Linked DNA regions of Homo sapiens: region 2 is linked to region 1. Evidence: read pairs that join two places in POLR2A ChIA-PET (ENCODE). Cell type or tissue: MCF 10A. All regions are shown on one strand. Links, peaks and the distances in the headings refer to the core of each region. The heading gives the core; the rest is flanking DNA.

Evidence for each region. Peaks named below come from ENCODE experiments on the same cell type or tissue, not always from the same donor. Only the 100,000 strongest peaks of a DNase experiment are listed, where the experiment ranks them.
Region 2: POLR2A ChIA-PET joins it to region 1 with 6 read pairs; 6 of 35 experiments call an interaction of 5 or more read pairs at or near these places.

What each region holds. Positions count from the first base shown.
Region 1 is chr18:50,867,539-50,872,931 of GRCh38, reverse strand. No RefSeq gene overlaps it. Among named protein-coding and RNA genes, the nearest start is that of ME2, 8.9 kb to the left of the region's middle. In MCF 10A, for the core only: no CTCF peak of the experiment used is centred there; DNase peaks (open chromatin) are centred at 2,611 and 4,121.
Region 2 is chr18:51,053,805-51,059,197 of GRCh38, reverse strand. SMAD4 (SMAD family member 4) reads right to left here. Exons shown (of 12, transcript NM_005359.6): 5 at 4,205-4,417; 6 at 954-1,073; 7 at 742-858. Among named protein-coding and RNA genes, the nearest start is that of SMAD4, 26 kb to the right of the region's middle. In MCF 10A, for the core only: no CTCF peak of the experiment used is centred there; no DNase peak of the experiment used is centred there.

The sequences.
Region 1 (5,393 bases), core at 193-5,192:
AGTAGAGACAAGGTCTTGCTATGTTGTTCAGGCTGCTCCTGAACTCTTGATCTCAAGCTATTCTCCCACCTTGACCTCCCAGAGTGCTGAGATTACAGGCATGAGCCACTGTGCCCAGCTGGTAGGTATAATTATTATCCCCATTTTACATATGGGAAAACTGAGGACTTAGAGGTTGATTCATCCAAGGGTACCACTAATAAGTGGAAAGAGGATACAAACTACACTGTACAGACTGAATATTTTAAAATATGTTTATGTACAGTTCAGTGTCTTGGAAAGATTTGAAAGTAAGCTTGGAGCATTATGTCACCCCACTCCCCAACCTGGGAAAGACTTCCCCGCTGTAAGCTGTCAATTAAAAACTGCTTCGTAATTCAAGGACAAATTCTAATCTCAGCTCTTCAGTGAACACTGGTGTAATAGTATGTAAACGCACACTGGAATCACCAGGGAGCTTTAAACAAATTGATGCCTACCTTATACCAATAAAACAAGAATGTTCCGATATGGGTCTCCAACACCCATGTTTCTTAATAGTTCTCATGTATTTCTGTTTTGTATACTTTTATACAACATATTAGAAACTCCATGAGAGTAGAGATTTATAAAAAGTATTTCTTCCTGTATTCCTAAGTCCTCACATATGATTGATACTTGATTAAAGGATAAAACTGTTTTATTGTGCAAATCACTCAGTGTTGACATCTAACGCGGGAGTTCTCACAGTGTGGTCCCAGGCCATCATCATCATCATCATTGAACTTGTTAGAAATGCAAATTCTCAGGCCCCACCCCACAGCCACTGAATCAGAAACTCCAGAGTTGGGGCCCAAGTGTCTTCGTTATAACAAGCTCTCCAAGTGATCTGGACACACACTCAAGCTTAAGAACCACTGTTTGATGTTGTACATTCATCAAGCATTCCTCAGGGCATAATTCATTTTCCTGTATTAAATTTCCTGCTGAGAAAAGGTAATTGGGAAATAGAAATGAAAAAGACCCAACATTTACTTCATCATCAGGGAGTCTATATTACAATATGGAAACAAAGTATTTACTCATGTAAGTATTTAAACAGGCAGTAAGTTATTAAATATTTACAGGTGAAGTGATACAATCATTATATTTCTAATGAGATTGTTGAGGTTGGATGAGGTTTTGTTGTTGTTGTTGTTTGCTTTTGTTTTTTGGTTTTTTTGAGACGGAGTTTCACTCTTGTCACTGAGGCTGGAGTGCAGCGGCGCAATCTTGGTTCACTGTAACCACTGCCTCCCAGGTTCAAGCAATTCTCCTGCCTCAGCCTCCCGAGTAGCTGGGATTACAGGTGGGCACCACCACACCAGCTAATTTTTGTATTTTTAGTAGAGACGGGGTTTCACCATGTTGCCCAGGCTGGTCTTGAACTCCTGATCTCAGGTGATCCGCCCACGTTGGCCTCCCAAGTGTTGGGATTACAGGCGTGAGCCACGGCACCTGGCTCCAGATGAGGTCTTTATGGGGTTCATTATACTACATTTTCTACTTTTGGGTTTAACCAAGCATTTCATTATAAAAGTTTTTTTTTTTTTTTTAATCACCATGTGAAGAATAAGCTCAAAGTGCTATAGTAGTTCAAAAGAAGTAGTCACTTCTTAAATTTGGATTACCTCAGAAAGCTTTGTGAAGACCATGGACATCAGAATGAGCCTTGCCTCAAGCAGAAAAGTCCCTTAAATAATATATTATCAGCTTGGTGCGGTGGCTCACACCTGTAATCCCAGGACTTTGGCAGGCCCAGCGGGGTGGATCACTTGAGGTCAGGAGTTCGAGACCAGCCTGGCCAATATGGTGACACCCCTTCTCTACTAAAAATACAAAAATTAGCTGGGCATGGTGGTGCATGCCTATAATCCCAGCTACTCAGGTGGCTGAGGCAGGAGAATCTCTTGAACCCGGGAAGCGGAGGTTGCAATGAGCCAAGATCATGCCACTGTACTTCAGCCTGGGTGACAGAGCAAAACACCATTTCAAAGTAAATAAATAAATACATAAATACAAATATTATCTACTACAGATCCACAAACTATTATCTATAATTCCAAAATCCAAAAAGTTTTTTTTTAAATTTTGTCATTTTGGTAGTTCCAGAATTTATTTGGTGACAAATAAGAATTTGTCACAAGACTGTCTATAGTCTGTATTTCCCCAACATAGTGTAAATATTTATTTATTTATTTATCTTCAAAAATGTGAATGTGTTAATAGGCACTGCTCTGGATCCCACAGTGGGTATTATGTAACATACAGTGTATGCTCCAAAAGTGTCTAAATTCTGAAGCCCAGCTGGCTCAAAGGGCATCATTCATTTGTGTGATCAAAAAGTGAAGCTCTTCTTGTGGTAAAAGAAATTAGGGAAAGGCTTTGTGTAGTTCTCAATTTCAATTTTCCAATTTCTTAATTAAATACTGCTTATTATAATGCCTGAAACCTAAGCTTATTGTGAATGAGAAACAATTATGACATTTTATTTGCTGTTGTGCACACAGAAATGACTCATTTGAGTTTTAAGAACTTAAACTTGGCTGGGCACAGTGACTCACACCTGTAATCCCAGCACTTTGGAGGACGAGGCGGGCAGACTACTTAAGCTCAGGAATTCAAGACAAGCCTGGGCAACATGGCAAAACCCTGTCTCTACTAAAAATAGAAAAATTAGCCAGGCGGAGTGGCACGCGCCTGTAGTCCCAACTACTCGGGAGGCTAAGGTGGGAGGATCGTTGGAGCCTGGGATGCAGAGGTTGCAGTGAGCTGAGATCACAGCATGCCACTGCATTCCAGCCTGGGCCATAGAGCGAGACCCTGACTTAAAAAAAAAAAAGAACTTAGTCTTTAAGGAAATATTTGTGATGACAGAAGTCACTAAAGTGGTTACCGTTAAGATAGGTTGGCTGGAAAGAGACATAAAGGAAATTTCTGGAGGCTGAAAACATTTTATCTTTCAGTCTGGGCAATGGCTACATAGATGTGTACATATATAAAAATTCATCATGTTTGAAATTTATGTACTTTATATACCTCACTGCATAAATTTTATATCCACCTCAATAAATATATAAAATAAGCCATTTGCATTGTGCATTGCTGTTTCTTTGGGAGTAAAGATTCACTGCAACTCTGTTGTGAATTCAATATCTTCCTAATGGGCTTCCTCCTTGGTGTCTGATATTAAACTCTCTGAGAAAAAGGCAAGAGCCATCCTTGGCACATTCTTGATTGCCCAGAATAAAGCTCACCAGGCCTTGTCAGTGTGGTCAAATGGCCTTGCAGACAATACAAACAATGCTGGGCCCAGAAAGAAGACACAAGCTCTTCTTGGAAGAAAGATGGATTATGACACAGAGGATCAGGTAAAACAACGTGTCAAGGCCCAAATGAACATGAAACCAGAGGAGGAAATAGGTGTTCGGTTTGATTACGGAACAAACAGAGGAAGGCAGAGATGTGGATTAGTTGTGTGAATTCTCTACTGGTGGAAATTGAGGCTGCTATTTTGGGCTTTGTTTTCAGTTCAGCCTATTCACCTGTGAATGGGGAGGAGCCTTAAAGTGGCAGTCTGCGGGCACACACCTGGCCATGTGACTTCCCTGTAAAACCCTTCCATTGGCTAAGTGTAAAGCTGTATATGTGCCAGTTATCTCAAGATGGGCATATATTCATCAGCTTTTCTTAAAATTAAAGGAAGATGCCTGGAAAAACTTTTGTATCAGGTATCAGTTGCCATGAGAATGGAGCAGCCTTATCTCATCCCAGCACCATGATTCATTTTTATAAATTTATTATTATTATTATTATTATTATTGCAGGGGGGTCTTGTTCTGTTACCCAGGATGGAGTGCAGTGTCCCAATCATGGCTCACTGGAGCCTCGAACCCCTGGGCTGAAGCGATCCTCCCATCTCAGCCTCCTGAGTAGCCAGGACTCAGGTGCACACCACCATGCCTGGCTAATTTTTTTTTTTTTTTTTTTGTAGAGATGGGGTTTTGCCATGTTGCCCAGGCTGGTCTCTTACTCCTGAGCTCAAGGAATCTGCCCTCCTCGGCCTCCCAAAGTGCTGGGATTACAGGCATGAGTCACCCTCCCTGGCCAAAATCCATATTATTGAGATTTCAGAGACTTACAGAAGGTTATTATCTTTGTAATGAGAGTAGTATATGAGTAAGATTGTCGGTTTTATGTTGACACACTACCTACTGCAAAAGCAGATAGATTGTGCTACTCATATCTTTAGATTTGTATAACTCCATCTGCTTTAGAAGATATTAATAATGAATACTGACGGCAGCACTGAGAATTATTCTCTAATAAATTAGGATCATTAAAAATGCAAACTCTAAAAATACAAGAGTAAATAAACAGTAAAGGCATTTTTTTTTTTTTTTTTGCTAGACATACTGCAAAAACAAACCTCTTGTCAGCCTGGTCTGAAAGTGAGGCATAAAAGCATTTGGTGTAGGTAAGTATGATCATTAAGAAAAAATCATGTTTTCCCCAAATACAGTGAAGTGCTAACGGTGGTAATTACCTCCAGAAAAGTACTAACAATTCTTTATATAATTAAAATAAATACAACTTTCGAGTTGTCTAAAGAGTAAACTAGTGCCATAATAAGCAGTGTCTTCATTATCAAAATATTTTAAGATAAGTTCTAGAAAGTTTTGTGAAGAGTAAAGAAGTTAAAATGACAGGCTTATTAACAATAGAAGAACCTTTATTCCTTAAGGAATAATAGCATGTTAATATTTATGGATAATATTGCACTACATTTGATTTTCTCTTCGGGCTTTAGGTAACCTGGAGGGAGTAAAGCAAAAATTGACTAGCATCATGGCATGGTGGAAATACCCTCTTCTTTTATGAAAAGTAATTCAGTCTTGCTGAAGCCCCACCCCTAAAATCTTCCTGAGTTGTAGGCTGCTTATTATTACCTATTCTAAATCCTTCTAAATCCAGGAGTAGTCCTGGCTCCATCACTACCTAGAAGTCCTTATCTGAGGACTCCAGAAACAGCAATTCTGGCATCACTAGGCAGCTTGTCAGAAAAAGCCACTCCAGGGCTGGGCGCGGTGGCTCACGCCTGTAATTCCAGTACTTTGGAAGGCCGAGACGGGCGGATCACGAGGTCAGGAGATCGAGACCATCCTGGCTAACACGGTGAAACCCTGTCTCTACTAAAAAAAAATAAAAAATAAAAAATAAAAACATTTCTGGGCATGGCGGCGGAGGCCTGCAGTCCCAGCTACTCGGGAGGCTGAGGCAGGAGAATCGCTTGAATTCGGGAGGCGGAAGTTGCGGTGAGCCGAGATTGCGCCACTGCACTCCAGCCTGGGCGGCAGAGCCAGACTCCGTCTCAA
Region 2 (5,393 bases), core at 155-5,154, 190 kb before region 1:
AAAAGAAGCAAGATATATACAATACACATAGAGTAGGAGCCCCTGTCAATTTACATATACCTGTTTATATGACTGGAAGGAAAATAACAAAATATTAGAAGTGGCTGTTTTTGAGTAGCAGGATTCAGGGTAATTTTGCTTTTCTTATTTATACTTTTCTATATTTTCTAAGTTTTCTTTGGTACTATTAATATTATAATGAGAAGAAAGGGATTTAATGTATATAAGAGTTATACTCTCGATTTTACTAAGCCATATGAACAATGCTCCTATTCTACCTGAAACTACATGTTATCTGTAGGGTATTCCTCCCAATCATGCCAGCACAGAGTTATCTATAGATTCAACATTATCCAAAGTACACTGAATACTACGCTGAGGGAAACCTTGAGAACTTAGCACTCAAAGGGTTTCAATCCATTATGCGTGGATATACAAGACACAGATGAGATCTAAGAACATATACAAAGCAAACAAACAAATGAATGGAAATCAATGTGATGTTAATGAAACATTAGCAACAGAGAAATAAATGTATTTAGCAAACATCACTCCTCTAAAATAAAAAGGTAGGATAACTATGAAAAATAATACTGTTTACAAAAAATACTGAAAAGCACTATTTAATGAAACAAAATCACAGGATGAATAAAAGATGTAAAAACATTTTTAAAAAACAGAAAACAAAGCCCTACCAAAAAAAAAAAAAAAATAGCCCTTACAACAAAAACAAGAGCTTACAGTAATGTCCGGGATGGGGCGGCATAGGCGGGTGGTGCTGAAGATGGCCGTTTTGGTGGTGAGGCAAATTAGGTGTGTATGGTGCAGTCCTACTTCCAGTCCAGGTGGTAGTGCTGTCTAAAAATTAAGGCCCACATGGGTTAATTTGCTTTTATAAAGGCTGCCTACTTTTTTCTCAACTATTTAAAAGATTTTTTAAAGTATGTACATACTATGATGGTAAGTAGCTGGCTGACCAGTAAATCCATTCTGCTGCTGTCCTGGCTGAGGCCCTGATGCTATCTGCAACAGTCCTTCACTATGGCTGCCCCCCAGTATACTGGCAGGCTGACCTAGAGGAACAAGAAGACATTAACATGGTACATTCATAGATGTCATCTTATGATTTCATATACTAAATGAAGGACCAATTTTATCTGATAATGCACAACTATAAAGATGGGCAAAAAGTGTAACTCACCCATGGCCTATCAGGTAAAAAACCTACAGTCATCTATAAAGGCAAACTTTAACTTGAGGAAGCTCAAAATTATTCCATTTTAGGTAATGTCTAACTAATTGTAGTGGCTTATTTCTTCACAAACATATTTCAAATGCCAGCAAAACACCACTGTACGTCTGGCCTATCATATTAACTTCTTCAGAGGTATGTCAGTTCATCCTGGCCACTCCATCCACCTCTCTCTCTGGACCTTTCTGATTAGGACCCCAAAAATCCAGGCTCAAGAAAATGTTGAAAACTGAAAAATTAATCACTATCAGCACTGATACTAGTAATGGCAGAATGCTAGGGTTTGACAGAGAAAAGCAGAGCAGAAAATTATTTTAAATAGGATGTGATAGTGAAGATGAGGAAGTTAAAAAGATCTAGCTCTGCTGTCCAATCAATATACCATTTACTGGTTAAAAACAAACAAAAAAACTATCAGTCTACTTTCAAATTTTTTCAAGAGCTTTTATAAACCAAGAATCATTTCTTTTCAAGAACACCATCATATTCCCAGATGTACAAGAAATTAATTGCCCTCTCTGTATGTAATATACCAAGAGAATCAAGCTTCTCTTGGCTTGTATTCTATTCAAAAACCATCCTATGATATTGCTTACTGTCCTACATTTTTAAGGCTTTTTTTTTAAAGTGGAAATTTGGTTTCTTAAAGAGCATTAATTAACTCGACTGTTAATCCTATTTGGAAAGCACTAAAGTTATAATTATTTATAACTGGCATCACCTCATTCTTTTCTAAATGGGAGTATAATCAGATGGAAGAGAGTAACATGTCACCATTGCTCAAAGTATCAAAGAAAAGGAATATTTTTCTTTTCTTTACATATCACATTTCCTTAAAGCTAAGAATTACAAAACCAAAAGCTAAAGAGAATATTTCAATACTCCCCAAATTATTTATCTGTAAAAATGACATTTTAGCAACCTCCCTTCCTACTCATCCCCCAGATTCTGCAAGTTATCTTTAAAGGTTAATTATGGTTTTGTTCATATTTTTAACAATTCTACAGGCAATACTCTTAGCTAACTTACAAAAATTGTCATTAACTACACAGGATAAATTATTTTAATTTACAGGTATTTAAAAGGAAATTCTTAAAATATTCAGGTGTCAAAAGAACATAAATTGTAAAGTGACTCACTGTAGTTATCCATACTGAATACTTCCCTTATACAATTCTAAGTATGTAAAATAAAGTTAAACAATACGACTAAATCAGCTCACGTAAAATAGCCTTTCAAATCTTCTATTTTAGTTCAACTTCTTTTCATCAATATACTTTTTGAGACCTAAGGGAACCCTCTTTTTTTTTTTTTTTTTTTTTTTTGGAGATGGAGTCTCGCTGTGTCGCCCAGGCTGGAGTGCAGTGACTCGCTCTCTGCTCACTGCAAGCTCCGCCTCCCGGGTTCACGCCATTTCTCCTGCCTCAGCCCCCGGAGCAGCTGGGACTACAGGCGCATGCCACCACATAAGGGAACATTTTGACACAAGTTCTAAAACTTACAGTATTTACGGTATTCGATTATTAAAATCTACCCAATAAATACCAGGATAAAATTAGCTGCATTTCATTTCTATCACTTTTTCTAATCTTTGAATAGGATTCAACCTCAGGAAACAACACAGTCAAAATGAAGTCACTTTAGTAAGCATTGACAAAGGCACAGAAATTCAATCTCCAGATAATATAAACAGAAGTAGGTAGCTGTGCTCTAGCACTAATCTACGTTCAAGTGGCTATAATGTACCTTCTTTTATTTTCTATCACTACCCACTGTTTGTCAACCATATTCCTAATTTGGTAAATAAAAAGTAGACAGATAATAGAAGCACCAAGTGATTAAGGAACTGGGTTCTCAAGTGCTTAACCTATATGACCCATTTAGAATATGCTGCCTATAGTGAGACTGTCATCTCTTAGATAGCAAACCAAAAACATGTTGCTTTGAAGTGGTGTAATGAATTAAAGGGGAAATTCTGGTATACTTCACTTGAAAACTCACAATTACAGAAATCAGTCCCCCATTTATTCCAAAGATCAAAATTTCTATGTTGAATCTAATCTGATAGTAAAGCAAATACAATAATGGTACTTTCGGTAGCAACTAACACAGTATTAGCCCAGAGCTGTCAAAAATCTATTCTGATGTGGGTTTACATAAATTCCTTTAGCAACTGCATGCAACTAACACCATACACATGCCAAGACAATGCTCTATGATTAATTGAAAAAAAAAAAATGAAAAAAAAGCTACTTCATTTGCCAAGCAGCAAACTATCAAACCTTTGGTTACTGTGAAAATAAGTAACAGAACCAGGTCATATGATCATGCCCCCAAAAACCTGAACCTAGCAGCCCCTCTCCCTCCTATGACATGGCAGAAAAGAAGGATCTTTCTGAAACACTTTTTTTTTTTAATTACACATATATTTTAAAAAGAGATATAGAAGTTAGCTTATATCAAAATTGACTTAATTAATGTCTATCTTGAGCAATATATAACAAATTTGTCAAGATCCCTTTGCACAGTGAGAAAATCAGACAACTACTATAAGGTAATATTGTCCCAGAAAAACCAAAATAAGAACACCGCATTAAAAGAAAGGTTGCAATTCCATTAACACAGACCTTCATAAACATCTTGGATCAAAACTACTTGTTAATTATTTAAATATTTCTCCAAAATATATCTGGGAGCTTAAGAGGCTACTTACTGCTACATGTAATAGTAAAGTATAAATCAGATCATTAATTTAAATCAATATTATAATCAAAGCCATTACTTAAATTCCAAGTGATTGTGCATACCTGTTTAATACCTGTTTACCTATGAAAGATACTACAGTTACTTTTAATGTTTACTTACTTGGAGTTTCCCCCCAAGTGACTACACATAAATAAGCAATGATTAGGAAAACTCAACTTGCTGACTACATCTGATTCTAGAACTCACTTGTGGAAGCCACAGGAATGTTGGGAAAGTTGGCAGTGCTGGTAGCATTAGACTCAGATGGGGCTAACAGAGCTGGGGTGCTGTATGTCTCTGTCGATGCACGATTACTTGGTGGATGCTGGATGGTTTGAATTGAATGTCCTTCAGTGGACAACGATGGCTGTCCCTCAAAGTCATGCACATATTCATCCTTCACCATCATACTTGATGGAGCTATATAGAAAATTAAACATATTTTAAATTTTTATAAGCTTCTATTCCCAGAAAAAAAAATCTTATTAGCAAGTAATATAATAACACCTAAAATCAATTACAGTGTAAATTACTAACCTTAATTCAGAATTTTTTCATATTATTTTAAAAGCATACTACTTTACCAGCAAAAGTCATTTATTCAGCGGTAACAGCATGAGATATATTTTATCAATCAATCTGACTCTCAAATTTGAAGCTAGTCTATGTTTCAACAGCCTCCAGCAACAATCCTAAAAAGGTACTCCTCAGTTTCTTGATAAACCTAGAAGAATAATCACCTAAATACATAAGGCAGGCAAAAACCGAATGGCTGGAAAATGTGTCCAGCTGAGAAAAACAATTATTCGGTCTAAATAGAGACTGAGTATTTAACTATATCTTTTTGTTAATTTCACACTGTGGAGATATGAGTGGGATCTGATAGATATCCAATCCCAGGATCTAGAATTATTGTTAAGCAACATATTCTTTAAAAATGAAGTGTACTGAATGTAATGTCCCCTATAGGTTTAGAACCAAACGGAAAAATTATAAATGAAAAGTCAAACTGAAATTTCCCTCTAGAAACCCAACCCAAATAAGAGTATTTGATTAATATATGGTGTGAGAAAACTCAGTAATCAACATCTTTCACCTATGTGATTACACCTTCATAAGCAAAGCTAGATTCCAGCTGATACAGCATAACATCTTTCCATTAACCAACCAGGAAATAGTTAGCTCTGCTGTATGACAAAAAGAAAACTGAAACTGAACTGCATTAACAATGTTAATTCTCTGCCCAGAACCTTCCCATTTGTTTTTAGGTTATTGTTTTAAGGTTTGCTTTTTACCTTTAGCAACCAATCCTTTATTGCTTCTAAACTAACACTACTCCAGAACTTAACAATCCACTGAACTAACAGTAGGTTCTCTTCTTAAAGCAGTCAATTAG